2 separate regions of the Homo sapiens genome follow, and region 2 is linked to region 1. Evidence: chromatin loops called from intact Hi-C (ENCODE). Cell type or tissue: ascending aorta. All regions are shown on one strand.

The links. Peaks named below come from ENCODE experiments on the same cell type or tissue, not always from the same donor. Only the 100,000 strongest peaks of a DNase experiment are listed, where the experiment ranks them.
Region 2: it touches region 1 in a loop (6-fold over the local background); 4 of 110 quality-filtered maps call a loop at or near these places.

The regions. Positions count from the first base shown.
Region 1 is chr19:38,846,130-38,854,129 of GRCh38, forward strand. It overlaps HNRNPL (heterogeneous nuclear ribonucleoprotein L), which reads right to left and starts at 3,857. Exons shown (of 13, transcript NM_001533.3): 1 at 3,571-3,857; 2 at 1,187-1,305. The coding sequence starts at 3,837. RefSeq lists enhancers at 2,118-3,056, 2,895-2,984, 3,057-3,994, 4,145-4,234, 4,565-4,634 and 1 more and silencers at 3,185-3,724, 3,735-3,994, 5,715-6,094. In ascending aorta, CTCF peaks have their summits at 3,906 and 4,665; DNase peaks (open chromatin) are centred at 3,322, 4,322, 5,842, 6,390 and 2 weaker places; H3K4me3 peaks cover 5,519 bases; H3K27ac peaks cover 5,303 bases.
Region 2 is chr19:38,399,658-38,407,657 of GRCh38, forward strand. FAM98C (family with sequence similarity 98 member C) reads left to right here and starts at 3,436. Exons shown (of 8, transcript NM_174905.4): 1 at 3,436-3,561; 2 at 3,681-3,829; 3 at 3,903-4,037; 4 at 5,251-5,456; 5 at 5,687-5,764; 6 at 5,862-5,978; 7 at 7,253-7,420. The coding sequence starts at 3,497. RefSeq lists silencers at 502-660, 3,223-3,552, 3,743-3,942. In ascending aorta, a CTCF peak has its summit at 3,466 (motif pointing right); DNase peaks (open chromatin) are centred at 3,424, 4,004 and 5,407; H3K4me3 peaks cover 2,043 bases; H3K27ac peaks cover 576 bases; H3K27me3 peaks cover 772 bases.

The DNA.
Region 1 (8,000 bases):
TGTAGACAGGAGGAGGGTATCATTTGATTTTTTGAGAACTGACTCCTCCATGGCCTCTGAACTCCTCTGCAACCCTATCATGGTTCCCCGACCTGAACACCCTGTGCCACAAGTAGTACCAAAAGCCAAAGAGGTCTAGCTGAGCCATCATGTCCCTCTGGGAAGCCTTCCTGACCTCTCCTCACCAGACTGTCAGATGCCACCCACAGACGGCTTCTTGAGCTTACACTATGACAGTGCAAATCACTCTAGGAGGGCAACTTTCTAAGAGAAGCATCCAGATACAGCTCACTACTGTATTTGCAGTATATAGCATGCACCAAATATTCAGTAACTACTTGCTGAATGAAAGAACACTGGCCAGGAGCAGTAGTAGCTCATGCCTGTAACCCTAAAACTTGGGAGGGCTAGGTGGGCAGACTGCTTGGGCCTAGGAGTTTGAGACCAGCCTGGCCAACATGGCAAAACCTCACCTCTACAGAACAATATAAAAATTAGGCCGGGCGCAGTGGCTCACGCCTGTAATCCTAGCACTTTGGGAGGCCGAGGCGGGCAGATCACGAGGTCAGGAGATTGAGACCATCCTGGCTAACACAGCGAAACCCCATCTCTACTAAAAATACAAAAAATTAGCCGGGTGGGGTGGCCAGCGCCTGTGGTCCCAGCTACTCGGGAGGCTGAGGCAGGAGAATGGCGTGAACCCACGAGACAAAGCTTGCAGTGAGCTGAGATTGTCACTGCACTCCAGCCTGGGCGACAGAGCAAGAGACTGTCTCAAAACAAACAAACAAACAAAAAATATATATATGTAAAAATTAGCCGGGCATGGTGGCGCATGCCTATAGTCCCAGCTACTCAGCAGGCCGAGGCAGAAGGACTGCCTGAGCCTGGGTGAGACTGCACCACTACACTCCAGCCTGGGCCACAAAGCGAGACCTTGCTCTGTCTGAAAAAGAGAACACTGACTAGAAACTACAAGGCAGAGGAAAAACGAAGGAAGGAAAAAGGGTCATGGAACTTGCTGTAATCTGACACAAAGTACAATGGCCAACCCAAAAGCAGAGCGGCCACAGAATCTAGACCAGGATGGCAACAAAATCACTATTTCCAACCAGAAATCGTGGACACACAAGGACACCCAGGAGTCAACTTTGGAAGCCCAACACCTGGCCTCTGAGCCCAGTACCTGATGGGTCCAAACTCCTGCAAGGCCTCCACAAGGTCTGCTTCCACCACACCGTCAATCAGGCCCCTGATGTGGACAACTGGGGAGGCAGGGGTTTTGTGCGGGTCATCGTAGTTCTCCTGAGAAAGGAAGCAAAAACAAGAATTATTTTCTTGCTGTACAAGATGACGCCCCACTGGCCTCTGTACTGTTGTAGACCCAGTCAGATAAAACAGTTGGAGGTCATCCGTGAAGGATGCACAGGAAAGACTAGGGGCAGCAATTGAAGCCAATCAGCCCAGAAGGATTCTGGGTCAGCAGAACAGTGGTCCTGAGTGGGTGATCACTTGCCCACTGGCTCTTGCTGTAGCTTCTGAGGAAGGTATAACGGAGGGAGGGCCACACAAGTCCCAAATCTTACGTTCTTCCAGGGACCCCCCTCTCTTCCCACTGGTCCACTCGACCAAGGAAACATGGGAAAAGAGTAGCTGGAAAAGGAGATACACTGGCAGCAAGGGCTCTAACAGCTATCTGCTACAGTTTGAATGAGGACATCCCCTTTGCATGTGCCCCAAATTCCTTGCCCTTTAACTGGCTGAGCCACCATCATCTAGCTAAGCACACCTGTTCCCCACCACTCACACCCAGGTTCAGTCAGGGCAAAAAACAACACATGCCCCAGAAACTGGGGCAGCCAGGCCAGTCTTGACCCCTTCTAGTCTTGAATCGCCCTCCCACCAAAATCTGCTTTGGAAATTACTGCCTAGGTCAGACTAAGAAAAACCAGACAAGAAAAGTCTTTTATTTATTTTTTGAGATGGAGTCTCACTCTGTCACCCAGGCTGGAGTGCTATGGCGTGATCTTAGTCCACTGCAACCTCCGCCTCCCAGGTTCAAGCGATTCTCCTGCCTCAGCCTCCCGAGTAGCTGGAATTACAGGCCCTCGCCACCACACCTGGCTAATTTTTTTGTATTTTTAGTAGAGACGGAGTTTTGCCATGTTGACCAGGCTGTTCTCGAACTCCTGACCTCAGGTAATCTGCCTGCCTCAGCCTCCCAAAGTGCTGGGATTATAGGCATGAGCCCCCACTCCCGGATGGAAAGTCTTTTAGAAAGACCAGAGACTCCAACCCATACCATTAAGAACCGACTGCTCCTTCCTAAGAGAAGTATCTTACACCCACCGACAAAAGCCTCTGGTCATCAGGAGAAAGATTAACTCTCTTCCGCCTCTCCTGGGCTCTGGGGCCGGCCCCCTGTCTGAGAATCACTGGGCAGAAGTGCGTGGAAGGTGGGTAGAATTGGATTCTATTTCAGGAGCGATCCACGCGAACCACAGGGTGAGGCACTCCCGCCAGGTTAGCAGCTCCCACAAATGGGAGTTCTAACTCCAGCCCTGCCCCTCACTAGCTGTGCCACCTACAGTAATTCACCTCATCTCATCTCTCTCCTGGCCCATTTCCTCCTTTGTAAATCGGGAATCCCAGTATCTCCCCCAACCTCAGGAAGCGTTAAGGATTTTCAATTAAGATGTCTTTAAAATGTGTGGGACAAGGCCAAGATTAAAACGCTAGCAACTCGTAACCCCTAAACCCTGGAAAACCCTGCAAATAGGCGGCCCTGTAAGACTTCAAGATTTTGGAAAGAGTGGGGACTGGGCCCCACTCCAAAAGCAACGACTGGTGTTTTCGGAGGGACTGATTACAGGGGGTCGAAATGCTTCCAACATGGCCAGGAAATAGTTTGGTTTATCAAATCCTCGGTACCCAGTGAATCCCCGGAAACTGTAAGCAAACTTGTGATGGTTTCAAGGCTTCGCTCAACTCCTAAAAGGCTAAAAGTGCATTTCACAAGTCCTCTTCCCATTTTCAATGCCTACAAAAATGAGAGCATCTAGGCTCAAACACATCCATTTCTGTATAGACACAAGGCTGGGCCTTAGAGATTAAGCTGCCATCAGACGGAATTCCCCACTCTAGAGAACAAGGCCGCCGCCCACCCGTTCCCGCTCACCAGGCGCTCCCCTAACCGCCCACGAGGCCGGGCGGGAACACTGCGCCTGCGCATGGAGCCAGCGAAGAAAATGATAAAGGGGAAAAAAACCGGCCGGGCCGCGTGCCCGGCCCCCACACGCCAGCCCGCGGCGCCTGCGCACTGGGCCATTCGCCTCACGAGCTACTTCCTCTGCGCTCCCCCACACCCCGCTCCGGACCCCGCGCACGCGCAGGCGCCTGTCCTCGCGCAAACCCCGCCGTTTGCCCAACGGCCGCCCCTCCCCCACACCGTCAACGACGCGATGGCCTGGGCGCGTGCGCAGAGGCCCCCCTCAAAAAATAAAATGCCCTCAAGCTGGGAAATTGTCCCCCAGTTCCCGGCCTTCCCAGCGCCTAGGGCCCTGGCCTCACCCCACCGCCGCCGCCGCCCGCCGCCCCGGCTCCTCCACCGCCACCGCCGCCGCCTCCGTGCTGGTCGCCGGCGTTGTCAGTCTTGAGCCGCTTAGGGGCCCGGCCGCCCTCACTGCCGCCGCCGTAGTAGCGGCCACCGCCGCCTCCGCCGCCCGCCGCCGCCATCTTCACCATCGCTCCCGACCGCCTCCGCTGCTCGTCCGGCTGCTGCCTCTGCTCCAGCCGCCGACGCCGCTTCTCCGCCCGGGGCAGCAGCCTCCGCGACATGGCGGCGCAGAACCCGCCTCCCCCCGCCTCTCATTGGGGGAGGGACACGCCCGTCACCCGCCGCCCCCACCCGATAGGGGGAGCCACTGGTCCCGCCGCGGGGGGAGGGTAGGCCGCCACACGCCTTGCGCGCTTATTGGACATTGCCCACGCCGTTCTGCAGGAGGGCCCGCCCTTGTTTGTCTGAGACACTCCTTATAGGTGGTCGCTTTCTGCCAGTCTTTCCGTCGACCCCGCCGCCTTAAAATAAAATCCAATTTGATAGGTCGGATTTCTGGCGCTGCTGGCCTCCCTAAAAGCACCTGATAGGAACGGCGCTCTAAACCTCCCAAGAATCTCCGCCTCCCTCCCACTTTCATTGGTCTCCTCGCTAATCCGTCAGCACCAGTCACAATGACGACCTTCCCGCGCCACTTCGCAAGGAGACAAGGAAGCCCCGCCCTTTTTTGGTCTCTCTCCAGTGGTGGTTACAGATGCCCATTCTTCTGCGTCTCCACTGATTGGTCAATGGAGAGTGGAGCGCACCCTCTCACCAGATGGTAGGACTGTTGATACGCTCTGATTGGATGAAATGGGGAGCCCCGCCCCAGGGTAGGCGCTCTTTGGTGCAGTATACGAAACGAGCGAAGGCGAGAACGCATGCGCAAATACGCTTTCAGGCACCGCCCAGAGGCGGGGCCCCCTTATGGAGCGACCGCTGTGTGTGCGCCGGAAGGCTAGACCAAGATTGACAGGAACTCCCAGGGTATCTCTGTCGCCATCACTATACCGTGTTCATTTCTACCTCTAGGAGGAATTGTTAAAATCCCAAATCTGAGCCTTTTCCTCAGTAGAAAACCACTCGCTGCTGCCGACTGTCTTCGGACCCTGTCCAGTTCTAAATTCAGCCGCAACCCCTTTCAGTTTCCCTTGGGAGAAGGCTCTTCCGCGCACTCTCCATGTGTGCCCATGCAGTCCCTTCCACCTGCAATAGTCCACTACCCCTCCTGCAGGAGCTAAGGGCCAAGTCATCTTGTCCGTGCGATCTAAATTAACAGGTCCCTGCCATCCCAGACCCCCAGGATTCCCTTCAAAGCCATAACTCGGGCCAGTGGTTTTCACCTGACAGCTCGACCCCTCTGAGCACCACAGGAGGTCCTGGCCCCGACCCTGGAGAGGGTGGCCACCTACCAAGCGCCCAGTACAGCACCTGGCACAGTGCAAGCCCCCTGCACAGGGGAGGCGTTCTTGTGATCTGTGCCTGCGTCGGGCCTTTCTTCCTCAAGGGCGGGGTAAGACCACCCGCACTGCACCAAGAGAATGTCGGAGGGTATCTCCAGACTCCGGCGAAGCCCAACTGGCGGAGCCTGGGGGGTGGAGAGGAGCGCGCCCCAGTTATCACGCGCAGGCAGCGGGGTCAAACGGGGATTAACCCGGGATCCCGTCCTACGGCATTTAACATTATGGGGCTGCCCGCGCAGGGTGTGGGGGGGAACACCTTAGCGAAGCTATTGGCAAGTGACGATATCGCCAAAGGGGGGAAAAGAAATAAAAGCGAAGCTAGCGTCGTGAGAAACGCGGCGGACGCCCCAAAAGTGCTCCAGGACCTTTCTGCCCGGCTGATGGGGGATTTCGAGTTGAGGTCCGGGTGGAAACTAAGTTTGAAATGGAGGCCGTGTGTGGTGGCTCACACCTGTAATCCCAGCACTTGGGGAGGCCAAGGCGGAAGGCTCGCTTGAGCCCCGGATTTCGAGGTTGCAGTGAGCCGTGATCGCGCCCCTGCACTCCAGCGTGGGCGACGGAGCGAGACCCTATCAGAAAAAATGGGGTTTATGGCAATACAAGAGGGGACAGGCCTGGTGGCTCTGCCGGTGAGGGGAAATAAAGTTAGGGGAGGGGGCCTTGCTGGGGACCTCGGTCAGCTCCCCCGGACACCAGGAAGATCCGACCACGCCAACGGAACAGAGACGGGGGCGGGGCCGCGTCTGAAGCACGTGGCCCGCGTGACGGGAGGAGGCCGGGCCGGTCGCGACGAAGGGCGGGGTCGCTCCGTCCCAACGTCAGAGGAATGCGGTGGGGGGAGGGGGAGAGAGAGGGCCCCTCCCCTCCCCGCCCCCGCGGCCGGCCCGGACGCCCCTCGCGCCGGCGCGCACGGCCGGAGCACGGCGGAACGGTCTCCCCGGCGCCGCACGTTCCAGGCCGCCGGCCCGGCCTGGTGACCCGCACCCCCCGCGCTCCCGGCCACCGCCCCGCCCCCACCCCGCTGCTCGGACCCTGGCCCCCGGCCGCGCGCGGCGCCGCCCGCCAGTGCCCCGGTCACCTTCCCGCACCCCTCGCCCCCAGCCCCTACCAGCTCGGCGGCGAGCCTGACCGGCCGTCCCGGATCGAAAAGAGCAGACACTGGGAAGTTTTGGGAGAGGGAGGGGCGGGCCTTAAAGGGACCACGACCTTTTTTCAGCCCCGTGGGGGGAAGAAAAATTGGGGGCAGGGGGCGCGGGAGCGGGGACACGGCAGGAGACCGAGGGTCGCCCCGCGGGGGAATGGAGGAAACCAGGCGAGAAAGGAGCGGGAAGACCTTGGAGCCGCGGTGTTCGGGCTCCGCGTCCCTTTTCCCCAAAAATCCACCCCCGCCCCCCGCAGACGGAAAGTCACGCAGTTGTTTGAGACTCGCGCATCTTTCCTCCTGGTCAGGCAAGTGTCTTGGCTGAGGCAAGTGTTTGGGGTGTACATTGCTCACATAAGGAAATGGGCTGGAGGGACGCAAGTGACTAACCCAGGATGCCACAGCTTGCAAGTGGCATGGCGGGGCTGGTCTGACGCCGGAGCAGACGCATCACCACTGCACTTGCAGGGCTTATTAGGGTGATGGGGTAGGCTGTAGAGATGGGGGGTTCAGAGCAGGGGACTGGAGCCACCCTACCGGGGTTCCAACGTGGAAGCTGCATTTACTGTCTCTGGCCTTAGGAAAGTAACTTAGCCTTCCTCATCCGTTAGGGGGATGGCAGTAGGAGCTTCGTCTGGGTCGTCATGAGGAATGCAGAGAATGGAAACGGGACCTTAGAGGACTACCCCCATTTCACAGTTGAAGTAAAACTGGCCCAGAGAGTGGAAGAACCGCGAAAAATTACCACAGCTGGGCAGCCTCTGAAAGAGCAGGTCGCTCCCGTTCTTAATCCACACAAAACTTAATCGGACCCTTGCAGATCCTTGTAAACCCATGCCAGCCGGGCACGGTGGCTTCCCCTGTAATCCCAGCACTTTGGGAGGCCGAGGTGGGCAGATTGTTTAAGTCCAGGAGCTCGTGACCAGCCTGGGCAACATGGTGAAACCTTCTCTCTACATAAAATACAAAAAAATTAGCTGGGCGTGGTGGCGTGCAACTGTAGTCCCAGCTACTGGGGAGGCTGAGGCGGAAGGATCACTTGAGCCCAAGAGGTGGAGGCTGACAAAGCGAGACCCTGTCTCAAAAACAAACAACACCCCAGAAAAATATGGCTGGGCGCCGTGGCTCACGCCTGTAATCGTAGCACTTTGGGAGGCCGAGGCAGGAGAATCGCTTGAGGTCAGGGGTTCGAGACCAGCCTGGCTAACATGGCGAAACCCGGTCTCTACTTAAAATACAAAAATTAGGCTGGCGTGGTGGCAGGCGCCTGTAATCCCAGCTACTCAGAATGCTAAGGCAGGAGAATTGCTTGAACCCGGGAGGTGAAGTTTGCAGTGAGCCGAGATTGTGCCACTGCACTCTAACCTGGGCAACAGAGTGAGACTCTGTCTCAAAAAACTAAAATAAATAAAATAGGCCGGGCACGGTGGCTCACACCTGTAATACTAGCACTTTGGGAGGCTGAGGCGGCTGGATCACGAGGTCAGGAGATCAAGACCATCCTGGCTAACACGGTGAAACCCCGTCTCTGCTAAAAATAAAAAAAAAATTAAAAAAAAAATTAGCTGGGCATGGTGGCAGGCGCCTGTAGTCCCAGCTACTGGGGAGGCTGAGGCAGGAGAATGACGTGAACCCAGGAGGCGGAGCTTGCAGTGAGCCGAGATCGCTCCACTGTACTCCAGCCTGGGCGACAGAGCGAGACTCCGTCTCAAAAATAAATAAATAAAAGTAAAAAATAAATAAATAAATAAAATAAAGAAAAAATAGTAATGCTGCTGTGACCATTCCTAGTGATATCTTC
Region 2 (8,000 bases), 450 kb before region 1:
CTTAAATTCTCCCTTCTCCCATCAGACCCTCAAGCTGAGTTTTATAAGACACTCAACAAATGCATTTATTGAGCACCTAATTATGTGCCAAGCCCTGTTGAAAGCACTGGAGATAAAGCAGTGGGCAGAACAGACAAAAGTCCCTCCTGCAAAGAGCTTATGAGCTTTATAGTAGGGGAGACAATAAGTAAATGACTTAATATGTTAGAAATGATAGAAAGCAGAAAGAAAAAAAAAAGTGGGAATGGGGGATACATGCCATTTTAGCTAGAGTGGCCAGGTTAGACCCTCCTCAGGAGTTGGCATTTGTTGTTTTGAGACAGAGTCTGACTCGGTCACCCAAGCTGGAGTGCAGTGGCATGATCTCTGCTCACTGCAGCCTCTGCCTCCTGGGTTCAAGTGATTCTCCTGCCTCAGGCTCCTGAGTAGCTGGGACTGCAGGTGGGTGCCACAACGCCCGGCTAATTTTTGTATTTTTAGTGGAGTCAGGGTTTCACCATTTTGGCCAGGCTGGTCTCGAATTCCTGACCTCAAGTGATCCACCTGCCTTGGTCTCCCAAGTGATTCCAGGTGGAAATCTCCCAAGTGATTACAGGTGTGAGCCACTGTGCCTAGCCAGGAGCTGGCATTTGAACAAAGCCCTGACGGAGGTGAGGGAGTTCTGGGGATGTCTGCAGGGAAGGGTATTTTAAGTAAAGGGAACAGCCAGTGCAAGGCCCTGAGACAGGAGTGTGTCCGGTAAGTCTGAGGAGCTTCAGGGAGCTAGAGTGTTGAGAGGGGAGGAAGCAGAGAAGAGAGCGCTAGGAGATGAGGGCAGAGAGGCGATGGGGCAGATCTGTCAGGCCTTGAAGGGCATTGAATGGACTTAGGTTTTTACCCTGAGTGAGACGGAGCCACAGGAAATTTCAAACATGGGAGGCATGTGACCTGACTCAGTTCACAGGCTCCTTCTGCTGCATGTGGTCAGCAGAGTAGGAGTGGGGTGGGGGACAGCTTCACAGAGAGGAGGCTGCTGTGATGGTTCAGGACAAGACAGCAGCGGACAGGCCCAGGGTGAGGGCCCTGAAGGGTGGAGAAGTGGGCAGGTGTTGGGCCTACTTTGTAAATAGAACCCACAGATTTATGTATGGGATTTGAGATAGAGGAGTCAAGATAGTAAGTCCAGGTTTTTGGCTGGAGCAATTTTTTTTTTTGTTTTAAATTGAGTTCATCACCCAGGCTGGAGTGCAGTGGCATGATCACTGCTCATTGCAGCCTCAAACTCATGAGCCCAAGTGATCCCCCCACCTCAGCATCCCGAGTAGCTGGGATTACAGGTGCACACCACCAAGCCTGGCTAATTTTAAAAATGTTTTTGTAGAGACATGTTCTCACTATGGTGCCTGGTCTGGTCTTAAACTCCTGGGCTCAAGCGATCCTCCCACCTCAGCCTCCTGAAAGGCGGGGATTACAGGTGTGAGCCACTGTGGCCCACCTCTGGGCAATTTTTAACATTTGATTTATGTCAAAAAATAGCCCCCCAAGTGTCCTGCCTTGGGGTAAACAGGGTTATGGGGTTACTCGTATCTGCCCTTAAGGAACAAGTTCTACCCCTGTTCTTCCCTCCAGGCTCCTGGTCCACCCCCAACTTCCAGCAGAATTGTCTAGGAACTACTGGATACCAGGATACAGTAAGGAAGAGATTAGATCTGACACAATGTTTACTTAGCAACAGCAACAAAACAACAGCAGTAGTAACAGTGGAAATAGGTTCCGTGGTTTAAGAGTATAGAGTCTGGAATTTCATCTTCAAGCCTTGGCATCACCATGAATTCACTCTGTGACTTATCTTCTCTCAACCTTAGTTTTCTCTTCTGTAAAAGAGATAAGATACTTCGCCCAATAGTACACATTAAATGCTGTATATATATTAGTTATTCCTTATTAAGTACTCCCTATATATCTGCTAAGCACTTTTTACATATGAAACTCTAATTAATCCTCAGCAACAACTCTAAGAGGTAGGTACTATTATCCCCATTATACAGATGGGAAGCAATTTGGCAGGAACATGGAGCTGGCGAGTAACAGAATCAAGCCCTAACCCTTTGCCTGATTCCTAGGGTGTAATCTCTTAACCACTATGGTGCATTGCACCTGCTCACTCCAAGGCCTAAGAGGGAGAGGAGTGAAGGCCTAACAGGCACATCGTGATCGATGAGGAGGGCCTGGTGTGTGAGGGGTGTGCTGGGATTCCTGGGTCCCTTATGTAATTCAAACCCTGAGGTGGAAAGGAGGGAGGAAGTTTTGGATTTTAGGCAGAGTTGGGTGAACACCACTCCGTCTGGGCTGCTTTAAGAGCAGAGGACAGGGCCAGGAACACTGGCTCAAGCCTGTAATCCCAAGCTTTGGAAGGCTGAGAGGGAAGGATTGCTTGAACACTGGAGTTAGAGGCAAACCTGGGCGACATAGCTAGACCCCTCTCTACAAAACTTTATTTCTTTTTTGACACGGAGTCTTGCTCTGTCCCCAGGCTGGAGTGCAGTGGCGCGATCTTGGCTCACTGCAGTCTGTGTCTCCCGGGCTCAAGCAATTCTCCTGCCTCAGCCTCCCAAATAGTGGTGACTACAGGCGTGTGCCACCACGCCCGGCTAATTTTTGTATTTTTATTAGAGATGAGGTTTCACCATGTGCCCAGGCTGGTCTCGAACTCCTGACCTCAAGTGATCCACCCACCTCAGCCTCCCAAAGTGCTGGGATTACATGCGTGAGCCACCGTGCCCGGCCTCTACAAAACTTTAAAAAAAAAAAAAAATTGGCCGGTTGCAGTGGCTCACGCCTGTAATTCCAGCACTTTGGGAGGCCGAGGCAGGCGGATCGCTTGAACCCAGCAGTTGGAAACCAGGCTGGGCAACATGAGGAAACCTTGTCTCTACAAAAAAATTAAAAACAAATCAGCCAGGCGCGGTGGTCTGCGCCTGTGGTCCCAGCTACTAGGTGTAAGCCACCAAGGCTGACTGATTTTTAAAAATTTAGCTGGGAGGCTGAGGCGGGAGGATCTCTTGAGCCCAGAAGGTCGAGACTGCAGTGAGCCGCGATGGCGCCACTGCAGTCCAGCCTGAACGATAGAGCGAAATCTGCCTCAAAAACAAACCAACAAAACACCAGCAGAAGACAACTGAGGGAGGAAAAGGAAAATGGCACCGAAGTTGTTTTTATGTCGCCGCAACAGTGACACCCGCCGCCAGCTTGTCTTGACAGCGGAGATCCCGAACGCACTGCAATTTACAGCTCCAGGGGGCGTTCCTACAACCCCGACAGGTTAGCCGAGGGGCGGGGCGGGCGGGCCCCGGGGCGGGTTCGGCGTCCTCCTGCGCCAATGGGAGCACCCAAGCCCCTGCGCGGGAAGATGCCGATTGGTCAGTGCCGCCGGACGCTGCGGGGAGCTCGTGCGCGCGGCGCTTTTGGGGCGGAGCCTGCCACCGGCCGCCAGGGGGCGCGCCGAGACCACACTTTCATGGAGGCGGTGAAGGCGGAAGCGTGGGAGGGGGCCGCGGTGGCCCAGGACCTGCTGGCTCTGGGGTAAAAGGGTGTGCGGTGAGGCTGGTGGGTGCAGGAAGGCCAGGTCTGCCCCCTGGACGCGGACGAAAAGGGATTCCCAGTGACATCCCCGCCCCCTCCCGCTGCCTCGGTCCCCACAGGTATGGAGGTGTCCCGGGGGCGGCGTCGCGGGGCGCCTCATGCCCAGACTTCAGGGGGCTGTGCGTGCGGCTGGCGGCGGAGCTGGCGACGCTGGGCGCCCTCGAGCAGCAGCGAGAGGCGGGCGCGGAGGTGCTGAGCGCCGGCGACGGTAAACACGGAGCGGGAGGGTGGCAGGGGGGCCGCCACGGGGCCACCGAGCCCTGACACCCCTGTCCTCGCAGGCCCTGGCGCGGAGGAGGACTTTCTGCGGCAGCTCGGCAGCCTGCTGCGGGAGCTGCACTGCCCGGATCGCGCGCTCTGCGGCGGGGATGGCGCGGCTGCGCTTCGGGAACCCGGTGCCGGACTGCGCCTGCTGCGTGAGTCCCGGGATGCAGAAGTGGCAAGGCCATGGCCTCCGGAGCGGCGGGCTCTGACTTTTTAGGGGAAATCGAGGTTCCCAAGGGGTGTGGTCAGAACTTTGGGGCGGCCCAGAGGGTACGAGGTGGGTGGGGTGAGCATGTTGGGGCAAGCAGAGCGCTCTAAAATGGGCGGGGGTAGAATTTCGTTTTATTTTTTATTTATTTTATTATTATTATTTTTGAGATGGAGTTTCACTCTTGTTACCCAAGCTGGAGTGCAGTGGCGTGATCTCGGCTCACTGCAACCTCCACCTCCCAGGTTCAAGTGATTCTCTTGCCTCAGCCTCCCGAGTAGCTGGGATTACAGGCGCGCGACACCACACTCGGCTATTTTTAGTAGAAACGGGGTTTCACCATGTTAGCCAGGCAGGTCTCGAACTCCTGACCCCAGGTGATCTGTCCACCTCGGCCTCCCAAAGTGTTGGGATTACAGGCGTGAGCCCACCACGCCCGGCCCGGGGTTAGAATTTTAATTGGAGGGCCTAGGAGCTCAAGTGGGTTGGATTAGGAGGAAGGCTTGAGGTTTCAAAGTGGGCAGGAGTGGAATTCGTAGGAGGGGACAGGGTCTCAAGGTGGGGCTTACTCTGGAAGGCTTTAGGTGGGGGGGACTAGAAGGTGGAGGATTTTGTTTTGTTTTGTTTTTAAGTGGAGGTGGGGTCTCCCTATGTTGCCCTGTCTGGTCTTCAACTCCTGGCTTCAAGCGATCCTCCCACCTCAGCCTCCCAAGGTGTTGGGATTACAGGCTACAGGCATGAGCCACTGTGCCTGGGCAAAGGTGGAGGTTTTAAAGCCGGTGGAGCCTCTTTTTTTTTTGAAATGGAGTCTCGCCCTGTTGCCAGGCTGGAGTACAGTGACATGATCTCAGCTCACTGCAACCTCCAACTTCCTGGTTCAAGCGATTTTCCTGCTTCAGCCTCCCGAGTAGCTGGGATTACAAGCACTCACCACTATGTCCTGCTAATTTTTGTATTTTTAGTAGAGACACAGTTTCACCATGTTGGCCAGGCTGGTCTCCATCTCCTGACCTCGTGATCCGCCCGCCTCTGCCTCCCAAAGTGCTGGGATTACAGGTGTGAGCCACCGCACCCGGCCATCAGTGGAGCTTTTTGACCAAGATGGATGAGTGGGTAGCAGCCTCCCTGAGTGCACAGCACCCATTTATTACTTTCAGGCTTTCTCTGCTCAGAGCTCCAAGCCACCCGCCTCCTGTGCCTCCGCTCTCTGCTGGATCCGAGTCCTAGGCCACCCCTTGGTGAAGGGGTAGTGGAGGGAGCCGGCATGGTCCAAGAACTGGACCTTACCCTCCAAGCCCTGGGGCTGCCCAGACCTGCACCAGGGACCCCCGCCAGCCAGCTGCTGCAGGAGTTGCATGCTAAGGTAGAGAGTCAGAGTCCCCTCCCGACCTGGGCTACCCCACTTTCCTTGTGGGGGTGGGGGTCCTCTCTCCACTTCTGGAAGGAGTATTCCAACCACTGGCCTGTTTTTTCTGGAGCTGTGACTGGCATTCTCACATCTGTGGCCTAGGTCCTCAGGGGTGTGGGGAGCTGAGTTTACAGAGGGGCCCATCCTCTCTGCCCCAGTTGGCCTCTGACTTCTTCTCCCATCAGATCTCAGAGCTGCAGCCTTCTCTGCCCCCAGGGTCCCTGCAGCCCCTCCTCAGCTGCTCGCTAGATGCACCCAGATGGGTAAGACTGTGTGCGACTGACTGAATGTGAACTGTGTCCTCATCAGAGGTGGCAGTGAGAGGGACCCCTAGCCTGACCTTGAGACCTTTTCTCCCAGGAAGCGTTGGAGTCTCTGTCCCAAAGCCTCAGAGATCAGTACCGCTGCCGCCGCTGCCTCCTCCTCAAGCGCCTTGACCTCACTACATCTGCTTTCCACTGGAGTGACCGGGCAGAGGTGTGGTGGGCAGGGGACCATGCAGAATTGGAGAGGCCCAGTTGTGGGGGCTGCAGTTGCAGGGAGGAGGAATGAGGGCCAGGAGTATCACCCTCTTGCAGGTTCTCAGGCCATGGACATTTTATAATTTTTTGAGGTTTGGGGCTCCTAGAATCTCAGGGTCCCAGGGTATTGTTGAATTCCCAGCTCTGAGCTGGCAGTATATTCAGAGGCATACCCCATCATTTTTTTTTTTTTTTTGAGACGGGGTCTCACTCTGTTGCCAGGCTGGAGTGTGGTGGTGCGATCTCAGCTCACTGCAACCTCCGACTCCCGGGTTCAAGTGATTCTCCTGCCTCAGCCTCCTGAGTAGCTGGGATTACGGGCACATGCCACCATGCCCAGCTAATTTTTGTATTTTTAGTAGAGACAGGGTTTCACCATGTTGGCTAGGATGGTCTCGATCTCCTGACCTTGTGATCTGCCTGTCTTGGCCTCCCAAAGTGCTAGGATTACAGGCATGAGCCACTGCACCCAGCCTTTTTTTTTTATTTTTTATTTTTTGAGACGGAGTTTTGCTTTTGTTGGCCACGCTGGAGTGCAATGGTGCGATCTTGGCTCACCGCAACCTCCGCCTCCTGGGTTCAAGTGATTTTCTTGCCTCAGCCTCCCGAGTAGCTGGGATTTCAGGCATGCACCACCACGCCGGGCTAATTTTGTATTTTTTAGTACAGACAGGGTTTCTCCATGTTGGTTAGGCTGGTCTCAAACTCCCAACCTCAGGTGATCTGCCTGCCTTGGCCTTCCAAGGTTCTGGGATTGCAGGCATGAGCCACCACGCCTGGCCAAGTGTACCCCATCTTTAAGAGATACGAGCAGAGTCAGGCACAGTGGCTCATGCCTGTTATCCCAGCACTTTGGGAGGCCAAGGCAAGAGGATCACTTGAGCTCAGAAGTTTGAGACCACCTTGGGCAACATAGCAAGACCCCCGTCTCTACTAAAAATTAAAAAAAAAAAAATTAGCTGGGCATGGTGGCGCATGCTTGTCCATCTCAGTTACTCAGGAGGCTAAGGTAGGAGGATCACTTGAGCCCAGGAGATTGAGGCTGCAGTGAGCCACCATCACGCCACCACACTCCAGGCTGGGTGACAGCGAGACCCTGTCTCAAAAAATAAATATTTATTTGAGCTGTGGGCAGTGAGGTCTTGAATGGTAAAGTAATGCTTCCAAGATGACAGGTCCCACGTGGGGAAGGGCTCCAGGGTACCTTCTCTTACCTCCTCCCCACTCCAGGCCCAAGGAGAGGCCATGAGGGCAGTGCTGATCCCAATTCGAGAGGTTCTGACCCCAGAATCGGACATCTCCATTGCACACGTTCTGGCTGCCCGAGCCGACCTGTCTTGTCTCGTCCCAGCCACCAGCGTGGCTGTCCGCAGAGGGACCTGCTGTGCCATCAACAAGGTGGGCATCTGGGGTAGGGAAGGGCCCTGGCATCCTTGGCCTTCAGATTGGCCTTTCAGCCTCTGCTCCAGTCCAAGTTTCAGACTTACCACCTCTAATCCACCCACTAGACATGGCAGCTAGAAGGACCTCGCTCACACAAAAACTGACTGTGGACTCCCCAGCTCAGAATGCTTCCGTGGCTCCCTAATGATCTGAAAACAAAGTCTAGCTATTTACTGAGTCCCTGGCTACTTCTCCAGCTTGGGCTTAAAATCCTTCCCTATCACCAAACACTACCTATTTGTTGTTTTTTAACCTTTTTTTTTTTCAAGACAGAGTCTTGCTCTGTCACCCAGGCTGCAATGCAGTGGCTTGATCTTGGCTCACTGCAACCTCCACCTCCCGGGTTCAAGCGATTCTCCTGCCTCAGCCTACCGAGTAGCTAGGATTACAGGCACCCACCACCATGTCCGGCTAATTTTTGTATCTTTAGTAGTGACGGGGTTTCACCATATTGGTCAGGCTGGTCTTGAACTCCTGACCTTGTGATCTACCCGCCGTGGCCTCCTAAAGTGCTGGGATTACAGGTGTGAGAAAC